Regions from separate parts of the Homo sapiens genome. Here regions 1, 2 and 3 are each linked to region 4. Evidence: chromatin contacts called from ENCODE Hi-C or POLR2A ChIA-PET data. All regions are on one chromosome and are shown on one strand. Each heading gives the region's core, a stretch centred on a gene start or an enhancer-like site at or near the end of the contact. The rest is flanking DNA. Distances are from core to core; before and after follow the strand shown. Region 1 has its middle 580 kb from the start of MIR4445. Region 2 has its middle 540 kb from the start of NECTIN3-AS1. Region 3 holds the start of PHLDB2 (pleckstrin homology like domain family B member 2). Region 4 holds the start of NECTIN3 (nectin cell adhesion molecule 3).

The links. A loop is a pair of places that touch in the nucleus more often than their neighbours do. ChIA-PET counts read pairs that join two places held with the same protein, here RNA polymerase II (POLR2A). Pooled maps may share reads with other maps.
Region 1: a map of IMR-90 shows a loop between it and region 4 (2.8-fold over the local background). The contact joins the enhancer-like site here to the promoter of NECTIN3 in region 4. A Hi-C loop is called at or near these places in 1 of 168 maps with a recorded cell type or tissue (IMR-90) and 5 of 50 pooled maps. POLR2A ChIA-PET finds 5 or more read pairs at or near these places in 1 of 52 experiments (MCF 10A).
Region 2: a map of PC-3 shows a loop between it and region 4 (5-fold over the local background). The contact joins the enhancer-like site here to the promoter of NECTIN3 in region 4. A Hi-C loop is called at or near these places in 5 of 168 maps with a recorded cell type or tissue (IMR-90, MCF 10A, PC-3 and 2 more) and 3 of 50 pooled maps. POLR2A ChIA-PET finds 5 or more read pairs at or near these places in 5 of 52 experiments (AG04450, BJ, CD8-positive, alpha-beta memory T cell and 2 more).
Region 3: a map of CD4-positive, alpha-beta memory T cell shows a loop between it and region 4 (11-fold over the local background). The contact joins the promoter of PHLDB2 here to the promoter of NECTIN3 in region 4. A Hi-C loop is called at or near these places in 1 of 168 maps with a recorded cell type or tissue (CD4-positive, alpha-beta memory T cell) and 9 of 50 pooled maps. POLR2A ChIA-PET finds 5 or more read pairs at or near these places in 1 of 52 experiments (activated T-cell).

Annotation. Positions count from the first base shown.
Region 1 is chr3:110,179,397-110,182,096 of GRCh38, reverse strand. No RefSeq gene overlaps it. Among named protein-coding and RNA genes, the nearest start is that of MIR4445, 580 kb to the right of the region's middle. Within about 2 kb of position 1,256, at least 4 of the 41 ENCODE cell types and tissues checked have a DNase peak (open chromatin) inside an H3K27ac peak, as active enhancers do.
Region 2 is chr3:110,525,618-110,528,317 of GRCh38, reverse strand. No RefSeq gene overlaps it. Among named protein-coding and RNA genes, the nearest start is that of NECTIN3-AS1, 540 kb to the left of the region's middle. Within about 2 kb of position 1,402, at least 6 of the 41 ENCODE cell types and tissues checked have a DNase peak (open chromatin) inside an H3K27ac peak, as active enhancers do; they include IMR-90, PC-3 and endothelial cell of umbilical vein, where a contact is called at or near this core.
Region 3 is chr3:111,857,893-111,860,592 of GRCh38, reverse strand. It overlaps PHLDB2 (pleckstrin homology like domain family B member 2), which reads right to left and starts at 1,328. Exons shown (of 18, transcript NM_001134438.2): 1 at 1,017-1,328. All of the region lies in intron 1 of LOC105374040 (a long non-coding RNA gene), which reads left to right. RefSeq lists enhancers at 1-4, 335-919, 920-1,506 and a silencer at 811-870.
Region 4 is chr3:111,070,541-111,073,240 of GRCh38, reverse strand. NECTIN3 (nectin cell adhesion molecule 3) reads right to left here and starts at 1,425. Exons shown (of 6, transcript NM_015480.3): 1 at 1,064-1,425. The coding sequence starts at 1,223. LOC151760 (putative uncharacterized protein LOC151760) reads left to right here and starts at 1,475. Exons shown (of 4, transcript XR_007096272.1): 1 at 1,475-1,749. RefSeq lists a silencer at 1,598-1,697.

The DNA of each region.
Region 1 (2,700 bases), core at 7-2,506, 890 kb after region 4:
CAACCTCAGGCATAAATGGGTTAATAGGACCCTAGCAGTGATAGTCTTTTACACCACAAAGTATAAAAGCTTGCTCTACTACATGATTCCAATAGGCTTGCATCCATGAGAAACTCTCCCCCTGCGAAAGAGTGTCATGAAGGATTCAGGTCTCTTGCATCCATTTATTTCTCTTCCTTGTTACCATCACCCAATATACCAATGTCATAAACTAACAGTCCCTTAATCTCTACTGAGAGAAGCATTTCTATGCTCTTAGTATAAAAATGAAAATTTATTAAACAATTTCTCTGAAAATATTCAGAAAAAAATATTACCCACAAGCTACTATAATGGTTTCTAAATGATGATTTATAGTGAATTTTAAAATAAAGTTTTCCTATACCCTAGGAAATTCTGTTTTCTCATTCAGATGATTCTTATGTGCAACTAGTTTGCATTTTTAGAAGTTTTAAATCAATAGAACTCCATTTTTCCTAATAAACTCATATATGTTATGTCAGTTAATAAATATAGGATGGAGTGCATGGCTTTGCAAAGCAGTGGAGGAAGAGACAGAAGACCCAGAGTTATTTGTTTTACCTTTTATGTGCAATTTGGAAGGCAGAGAAGTAACATGTGACCCTGAGGGATGAAAAATATAGCCCAGCTTCATGGTTTCCAAATTAACATACCAAGAAATCCAGCTGTACTTTTTTGCATCGCTTTGGATTCTATGAATTGCATTCATTTTTTTATAGTAGTCATCTTATTTTTTTTCTGGAGTTACGTCTTTCTGATTCTCACAACTGAAGAGCCACTACTAGAAGAACATCGGAAAAGTACTTATATTTTAAGAACTTTTATTACTTAACCTATCAGCATGCTTTGCTAGTTTCTGTTTTTCCCAGGTCCTTAAGGCCGAGTTCTCTGATGCCCCTAACAGCTTACTCAAACCCATCTCAGTGCGTCAGTCAGGACTCACAGAAATAGGACAAATCAGATTGGCATTCTTTTACCCTCCCCATCACATGCATTGCATTCATTCTCTCCATGTCCCTATTAACCATAGCTATTAAGAACACACACTATTATAACTAAAATCCCAGATGCAGCTGATGGCTTGCTGTGTTAGGACTGCATCTTGGCTTGTTCACAGCTTGTTTTTATCATTAGGTAATGTTTCTCAGAGCTAGTTGGCGCTGTGACTGTTTATTCATCTGAACTTGGCTGTGCTTTTGGTTTCCTCGTCTCATTTTTGGCCAACAGGCCCTACTCCTCAGCAAAGAGCAGAGACCGGTGTCTCACAACACCACAGATGTGAAATGACTGAAAAACAACACCCTGAGTTGCTGCCACGAGGAATGATATTTAAGTCAAGACACTCCCCAATGAGGGAAGAGACTTTCAGCTGGTATTCTAAATAAAAAGGTATTCTGCCTCTGTAGTGTGAATTTAAAATAACCATCCTAACACCGCAGTTATTACAAAGTGATGGACAAAGCAAGGGAGAACATTATAACAATTATTACTCAGGTAGTAGAGAGAGACATAGAACTGAAGCACCATTCCCACCATCGATAAAGCCACTCTTTTGCTGAGTTTATAAAAGGAAAGAAAGCCAAAGCTTCCATAGAAATTAAATGAAGACGACTCAGACCTGAAAGACTATCTTTAAAAAAAAAAAATAAAAAAGAACATAAAATTTTGAGTCTACAAATAAGGCTCTGAAGTTAGAAACTAGTATTCTTGGAGCATGTTGGAAAATTACTTGAAAGGTCTGAATAAGAAATTCTACACTAATACTGCACGATATCACTTGCGCAGTGACATTGTGTAGAATCTAAAATAGACAAATTCACAGAAGCACAGAGAGGAATGGTGGTTGCCAGAGTTTGGGGTGAGGGGTGGATAATGGGAAGATGTTGGTCAAAGGGTACAAAGTTTCAGTTATCCAGATGAATAAGTTTTGGAGATAAAATGCACAGCATGGTGACTAAAGTTAACAATACAGTGTTATGCACTTGAAAGTTGCTAGGAGAGTACATTGTAAGTGTTCGCACACCTCTACACACACACACACCCCTCCCCATCACACACATAAGTAACTAAATGAGGTGATGGAATTGTTAATTAGCTTGATTATATTGATCATTTCACCGAGAATACATATATACATATATCAAACATCAAGTTGTGCATTTTAAATCTATAATTTCCATTAGTCAATTATACCCCAATACAACTGAAAAAAAAGGAAAAAAGGAAATCTAGAAAAAAAAACAGTTATTTTGATCTCCCTGGAATTAGCTCTTCTTGAAGAGGAAATAGAAACTGACTGGTAGCCCCTTCTTTACCCTTTGTGGCTCTTAAAGTATAATTATGTAAAATGTATAATTATAGGATAGGTTTCATTTAATCCCACAAAAAGCCTTTGTTATTTGCAGTTAAGTCCTGCGTAAAAACAAAACAAACAAGAACCAAAAGACAACAACAAATAAAGACATGGCTAGTCTTGCTACAGCTAAGAACCTAGAAAGGGCGCCTCATCTCTGTCCTTACATTACAATTTTAGTAGTCAGGCTAGAAAAAGTAAATCTGGAAGTAGATCCAGTCCATAAAAGTGCTTGATTTTGTCTGAGATCTTCACTTGACCTACAAATTATCTATCTATCTATCCATCATCTATCTATCTATCTATCTATCTATCTATCTATGTAT
Region 2 (2,700 bases), core at 153-2,652, 540 kb after region 4:
ATGTCCCTGCAAAGTTGTCCCTTGTGGGGAAAATCTAAATTCTGTACAGAATTTCTTTCCTTTTCCAGTTCTTTTCCCTGATCCAGGAGAGAATTAAAGGAGTCTGGTATCTTTTTTAAGTCTGATAAGAAACATTTACAATCTTTTCTTTCTCAAGCCTGTTACCTGTAAGCTTCATCGGCATAATAAGAACCTTGGTTTCCACAACCCCTTGTCTTAACCCAGACACTCCCTTCTATGGATTCCAGGTCTTTAGATAAACTTTTTCAACCAATTGCCAATTGGAAAATCTCTGAATCCACCTATGACCTGGAAGCCCACACTTTGAGTTGTTTTGTCTTTTCAGACAGAACCAATGTACATCTTACATGTACTGATTGATGTCTTATGTCTCCCTAAAATGTATAAAACTAAGCTGTAGCTAGACCACCTTGGCACATACCATCAGGAACTCCTGAGGGTGTGTCATGGGCATGTCCTTAACCTTGGCAAAATAAACTAAACTGATTAAGACTTGTCTCAGATAATTTTTGGTTTATACCTTCATAAAGGAAGTGAAGCTTGGGCTTGTGTTGAAGAAAAGAATAGGAGAGAAAGCATCTGCCGACATGTACCTGTGAGAACCTTGCAAGAATTACAGACACTTTTAATGACAAAACCAGGCATCTGCATTGGGAGGAGTGGTAAGGAAGAAGGAGGCTGGATAAAGGAGCTAGAAGCCATGCTGGGAGGGTCCTATTAGGCCACACTCAGGACTTTGGAATCTGCAGTACGTGGAGTGGAAACACTGAAGGATATAATCAGTTATGTACAGAATAAAGAATGTTCTGAGCCAAGCTCGGTATGCACTGTTTTACCAATAAACAGATAAAAAAGAAGAGGAATATGTGTCATCTCCCATTTCACAACCCCTAAGACTATGTCAAATGACTAGGTTACAGTCTAGGTGGAAAGCTTTGTGTGAGCTCCTTTACTTCAGGTCAAATTATACATCTCAATGACTGAATACCACATCTCAATAACATGTAATTTCTCACAAGCACCACATTTTGTGAAGTAACTGGAAGAATATGATTCAAGATTGTTTCCAGAGAAGAATGAAAGAAAATAGTAGTGTTCCTGTGTAATGTTAACCATGGGACAGCTCAACCCATAGCTCCTTTATTTAGCTTGGTAAATTAAATGAATCTCTAAATACTTTAATTACTTCCCCCATTGCCTTTCTTCCTCCACAGTGCAAACTCTGTGCCATTCACTTGTTAAAGCCTCTTTTGAAACTCATTTCTCACATTTCCCCAAAGATCCATAAGCTTTCTATATGGAAGTGAAAAGAAGCAGTGAGGCATATAGTCAGTGATACTTAAAACTGGATGAGTCACCCCCAGGGAATGTCTGGGAGGTGTTTGAGGGCTTAAACATGTGCCAGAGCCCACAGTCTTACAAGTATTCAAGCAGACCAGATTCTGACTGAATAATGCCATAATTTCTAAGATTCTAAATTCTAAGATTCTTTCCAGTGTCATATTGTCAGATACCTGAGAACCCAATTGACTTACTAATATTTATAAACATACACCATCATCAAAGGGAAAATATCTGGCTAAATCTGGGAGATGACATTGCGCTTGCAGAATTGTATGACCTATAATCATATAGTACTCTTCTGAGCAATGAAGGATTAAACAATTTGCAGGTGCTATGTCTCCATGTACACTAAGTCTTGCTCTAATATTCTTCAGAAAAACCAGGACCACTCAGTCAAGGCTATAAGTGATATCTGGGTTACCTATATAGAGAGACATTATGTCTCCTTTCAAAAATTACAATTTTCTATATGAAATTTTAACTTCAGAAACAGGTAGGAAAACTGTAATTATCATCAAAAACTTTATTTCATACATTTATCTACAAAAAGATACTTTCTTTTCCTTCTTAATTTATATCCAGTCCAGCAGGAAATTCAGATATCAGAAGCAAAATGACATTCATTTTATTACCCACATCTTCTTAGCTGGGATCATGTAGGGCTTTACAATTATCATTTAATTATGACCAAAGAAAGGCACACTTTTGGGAAGATTAAAGGTTCTGGCATGGTACTTTAGAGAAGGTGATTATCAGGGAAACTTAGCAAGTATATATTAGAGACAAATTTGATTGATGACAGATATAGAAAATGAATGACACAGGATGAAATGAAAGACCACTGAATTAGAGAAGGCATTCTATAGTCCATGGTGTTATATATTGTCAGGCTGAGAGATGTTTTTAAGATGAAACATGAGCACTTTGTCTTCAAATATAAGTTATATTAGTCTGTTTTCACTCTGCTGATAAAGACATACCCGAGACTGTGGAATTTACAAAAGAAAGAGATTTAATTGGACTTACAGTTCCACATGGCTGGGGAGGCCTCACAATCATGGCAGAAGGCAAGGAGGAGCAAGTCACATCTTACTCGGATGGCAGCAAGCAAAAAACCAGAGCTTGTGCAGAGAAACTCCCGTTTTTTAAAACCATCAGATCTTGTGAGACCCATTTACTATCACGAGAACAGCACAGGAAAGACCTGACGCCATGATTCAATGATATCCCACCAGGTCCCTCCCACAACACGTGGGAATTATGGGAGCTAAAAGATGAGATTTGGGAGGGGACACAGAGCCAAGCCATATCATTCTGCTCCTCACCCCTCCCAAA
Region 3 (2,700 bases), core at 79-2,578, 790 kb before region 4:
AGGGACAGCCTGTCAGCCTTTTAATTTCCTGGTGGTGGCGGGAGTTAGCCAGGTCCTCGGCGCTTTAATAAGTGATGACTGCTAGGGCTAAGTTATTAAGCGAACCAGCAAACGATTCAGCTGCGCCTCCGCCGCGCAGGGAGCTGGAGAAACAGAGGGTTAAAATACTCCCCAAGCCTTCCAGCTGCTATCTCTAGGGGTGCCGAGACGGCCACACTGTAAACTTTCAGTGGGGGGTCAAAGGCCAAATCGAAATCAGCCGCTTTTGGCGGTTAAAGCTCGTAGGTTCACTCTTGAAAGAAAGTGGAACTAGAAGCGCAGCTAGCCAAATATTTGCGGGGAGGGAGTCTTCTCTGAATCCCGCGCCCTACACCATCCAGCAGCGGACCTTCTCTTTCTCAGGGAGCTATCCCAAGGATCCCCATCCCTCTCTCCATGTGCATTCCAGAGTTGCTGGAAAAAGTTGCCCCCAGTTCCCCCACATTCTGCCTGTTTTCTACAATCACTCTGGAAGCATCTTCCCTACCAGACACTCCCTCCCCGGGATCCCCTCAACCGGAGATCTACCCAGCCCCCCGAGAGTCATGCACAACGGGGTTCGCCACCCCCACCCACCCAGCTGCGCAGCCTGGGCACTGCCGACCCCAGCCCGGGCTTTTGTCCCTACAGCCTGTAAAGAAGCAAAGAAACTCTGTGTCCCCGGAGCCCACTCACCGTCTCATCTTTCCTCCAAACCGCCGCTCTACGCTGGCGCCGCCGCCCTAGCGCCTAGCCTTTGCCCCCGCCCACCCTGTCTCCCTCCGTGAGCCCGCCGGCCCCTCCTGACTCGCGGTGAGCAGTCAGCGCGCCCCTCCTCGGCCCGGGCAGCCACTGCCTCCTCTCCGCCCCCAACCCTCCGCAGCGCAACCGGCGGCAACCAACTCGGCCGCGGGGGAGGCAGCGTCCCCGGGACGCACTCCTGGCACACGGAGTCGGCACCACCCCCTCCTCCCGGGCGACCACCGCCGCCTCCTCACCTGGCCATTGGTGCAGCCCGTTCCCGGCGGCGAGAGAAGGCAGGCGCGCTCCTTGCGCCACGCCACACCGTCGGGCCCCCGTCGGGTCCCCCTCGGGCCGCAATGGTGGGCTCCGCGCGGCTGGGTCCGGCACTCTTGACCCCCTTTGTAACCACCGCGGCGGGCACCCAGGGAGTTCGAGCAACGAAGTTGGTGACCTGCCCCGCTCCCAGGCAGTTTGCTGTTGGGGCTTTCACGGCTGCTGGAAGGGCATGGCTGTTTGCCCCATCACTGGGCGCCAGCTTCTCAAAGCTACGTTCGCAGCAACGCAGTAGGGACTTTCGTGGCAGGCTTTTTTTAAGAGCTGAAAGAAGGGCGGGAGGGTTTACGTCCTAGGGTGATGATTTCCTCACCAGACAGCGAAGTATCTATTGGGAAACTCCAGGTGACCGCACCTCCTTCCGACAGTTCGCCCCGGGGCAAGTTTACCAGCTGCGTCAGAAAGCAGGTTTGCAAAATCCTTGGAGAACGGCCTGAGCTAAGGACTGGGGTCAGGAGGGTTTTAAACTCATTCTGATTTTCTTGCAATCATATCTCTTGAAAGTTTTTATATTTTCCCCAATATTTTTCTGAGTTGCTATATCCAATGAAAACAATGCTGATGTAGAGGTCCACCAGCCAATGCTTTATTGGAAGTCAACGAATGAGACCGAGGGTGGCCCATAATCAATCTCGGCACGCGGGAATGTGAACCTCTTCCAAGGTCTGGGCGAGTCCCTAGAGTTACGCAGATGAAGGACATTGGCCCTCGAGAATCTCACACCAGCAAAGAAGAGCACAACGAAGCGCAAACTACTTATGATCATTGTGGCTTTGGGCAAGTTGTTGTAGCTCCCAGCAACAATTTCTTCACCTGGAGTGCAGCAATAAATGATACTGGTGCTGCAGGGCAGCTAATAAGCTTCTGAATAATATATGCAAAGTACTTGGCACCATGAGCAGAACTCAGTATACCGTCACTGAAGAAATAGCTTATTTAATGATTACACTTTTCATATGTGCAAGTAAAAGTTTGACTTTTAGGGAGAGCCTCACCTACGGAATGTCTTTTTTAAATTTCTTTTTTAATTATACTTTAAGTTCTGGGATACATGTGCAGAACGTGCAGGTTTGTTACACAGGTATACATGTGCCATGGTGGTTTGCAGCACCCATCAACCCTTCATCTAGGTTTTAAGCTCCGCATGCATTAGTTATTTGTCCTAATGCTCTCCCTCCCCTTGTCCCCCACCCCCCAACAGGCCTCAGGGTGTGATGTTCCCCTCCCTGGGTCCATATGTTCTCATTGTTCAACTCCCACTTATGATGAGAACATGCAGTGTTTGGTTTTCTGTTCCTGTGTTAGTTTGCTGAGAATGATGGTTTCCAGCATCATCCACGTCCCTGCAAAGGACATGAATTCATTCTTTTTTATGGCTGCATGGTATTCCATGGTGTATATGTGCCACATTTTCTTCATCCAGTCTATCATTGATGGGCACTTGGGTTGGTTCCAAGTCTTTGTTATTGTGAACAGTGCTGCAATAAACATACGTTTGTATGTGTCTTTATAGTAGAATGATTTATAATTCTTTGGGTATATACCCAGTAATGGGATTGCTGGGTCAAATGGTATTTCTAGTTCTAGATCCCTGAGGAATCGCCA
Region 4 (2,700 bases), core at 176-2,675:
AAATACTGAAAACCAATCTTTGACCAAGCTTAAGTTCTGCCCCTCTACTTTTCTTACCAAGAGCCCTCAAATAAATAACTACTCGCAGTGTTCTGATACTCCTCCTCCCACCAAAGACTGGTGTCCTTATTTTCCCAAATCGCTGCCTCCCATTAATTACCACTTAAGTCCATTTCTCTTGCATGAGGCAGACTTTTTTTTTTTTTTTTTTTTTAGCACAGTCCTTAATAAGCAGGCTTCTAGTCTGGCATACCTGGGAAGAAAACTCAGAGACTAACTCCCAAATATGACAGGAAAACAGTAACATAACACGAGGGTCAAGAGATGGGAAACAGGCGCGTGACTGTTTTGGTTAGAACAGCCGGGGCACACAGTCCATGAAATCAGGTATTTAACACGTAAATCTTGTTCCTGCGGTTTGGTAAAATAAGCACGGGCAGTGTGAGAGACGTCCCACAAGCTGGAGGGCAGGGACGAGGGTCAATCTAGAGAGCTCCAGAAGCTGTCAGGGCAGAGCCGGGGGAGTGGGCACAAGACAGAAGAAAACTAGCTGTAGGGGATTCTGCGGCTGGGTGGGCTAAAATGGTGCCTTCTCCAGGGTGGAAGGCCATGAGAAGTGGACCCGGAGGCTTCATTCCATCGGGCTCCGGTCCCTAGGGTTTCTGGGCTCACAGCTCAAGTTTCACCGGGAAAAAAAGCGGCAAACGTGCATCCCGGCACCTTAACCTACGAGGGTTCCCAGAGAATGAGCGAGGAAGTAACGGTCCCCGGAGCAAACCCGGAGTTCGGCGCACGAAGCACCATCGCCAACCCTCGGCCATCCGCACGGCGACCCGCGCGGCCGCGGGGGAGGGCAGCGGGCCGCCGGCTCAGCATTCGCTGGCCTGGCCCTTCCAGGGCCTCGCCCCGGGCGCGGCGAAAAGTTTCCAGCCAAAGTCCTCGGCACTCGCTCGCACAACCAACCGCCTCGCTGCTCCAGAGAACGGCTGGCAGAGCCGGCCGCGGCGCCCGCACCCTCAGTGGCGGCTCCCTCAGCCCACGCCGGCCGCCGAGGTTCACCTACCACAGAGCCTGGAGAAGAGCAGCAGCGGGAAGAGCAGCAGCAGCAGCGGAGGTGGCGTCGGGGGCTGCAGCAGGAGCCCGGCTCCGAGGAGAGAAGCGGAGGAAAGTTGTGCTTTGCCGCCTCCAGGACACAGCGGGGACGGCCGCAGGGTCCGCGCCATCCCCCACCCTCCCCCCGGCCCGCTCGCCCGCCCGCCCCCCGGCTCCCCCGGCCCCGGCGCCTCAGGCTCTGGGCGGAGGCTGTGGAAGGTCCGGCGCGCGCGTCCCCAGCTCCCAGCTCTAGCGCCGTCGCTGCCGGCTGACACTTGGCCGAACGCTGGCGGCTGCCTCGACACCGCCGTCGCCGACGCCACTGCCGAGGCTGAAGCGGGAGCCGCCCGCCGCCGCCGCCACTCCCCTCCCCTCGGCACCCGCCCGCGTCGAACTCCTGGGAACTCGGAACGCACCACCCCGCCCCACGCAAGAGGGGGAAAAGAAACCGACTCTCAGAGCGGGCGCCCGACTCGCCCGCCCTCCCCGCGCAACTCCACCTCCCGTCTGATCCCCGGGCGCAAGCCCTGTCTCCTCCCACCCCGCCCTCCTACACATGCTCCTCCCCTTTCAAAAAAAAATATTCTTTTCATCCACTTTGATAACGGGGTTTCTCCCACAGCAGAGATTTAAAAGGGACAGGAAAATCTGGAATAGGTTAGTCGGCCCCGCCCCTCGTTCCTGCCTGGTTTCCCCCCTTCCCTGCCTTTCCAATGGTCTCGCCCACTCCACCCCTCGCGGGTCCACGGGGGCCCCGGCGCCGACTGAGGCGAGGGCTGCGGGACAATCACGCTCGGCCTTCTCCTCTCCCGGGCGGCGCTCTCCCTGTGGCGGGGACCTGGGACGAGGGGGTGGGGTGGGGAGGGGAAGGCAGGAGGGGGCTGCCCTTCCGTTGCCCATGCTAAAGGTTCCTGTGTAGGAAGCTGGACGCAGCCTGCTGGACTAGTAATCTTCCTCCTCGCTGGGGCGCGGGGCACTGAAGGGAGGGAGAGACTTTCTCCTCCTTCCTGTTCCCCGGGACAGCTGTGCTCTCCGAATCCTTCCCTTCTTCCCAGCCCACTTATTCCCCGCTCGCCAAGGCACGTTTGCACAGGCATTTTTCCTGCTCTTTTTTCTGGGAGGGCAGCTTGGTAGAATGGTCGGCGGAGCTGGGCGAGGAGAGGGGTCTTCAGAAGGTTTGCTTTCTTGCTCTTGCTTCTCACTGGCCGCTGGGCTGTCCACTTTCCGCGCCGGGCGACTGGCAACAGGAGGCCATGGATTTCCCCCAACGAGTGCGTTGGTGTTTTTCTTTGGTTTTGTTTCCTTTGCATGTTCGTATGTGTAGTTTTATTTTCTTGCCTGTTTTCGTTTGATGGCAGAGAGGCGACCTCGGGAAGTATTAAACATTTGCCCGTATAAGAAGAGCGTCTGTGGTCCACCATGACCCTCGCTCATCCCAGGTGGCTCTCCGCCCTGCCCTCTCCATCCTCCCGCCTCGCACAGTACCGGCAGCTTGACCTTGGAGCCACTGCCACATTGGTTCCGCGGGGGGAGTAGGAGGGTGGACAATTTGGACTGTCCAGCGTAGGGGGTGAATTGAAGGCAGAGGACACCAGTCCTCAGGCCTGA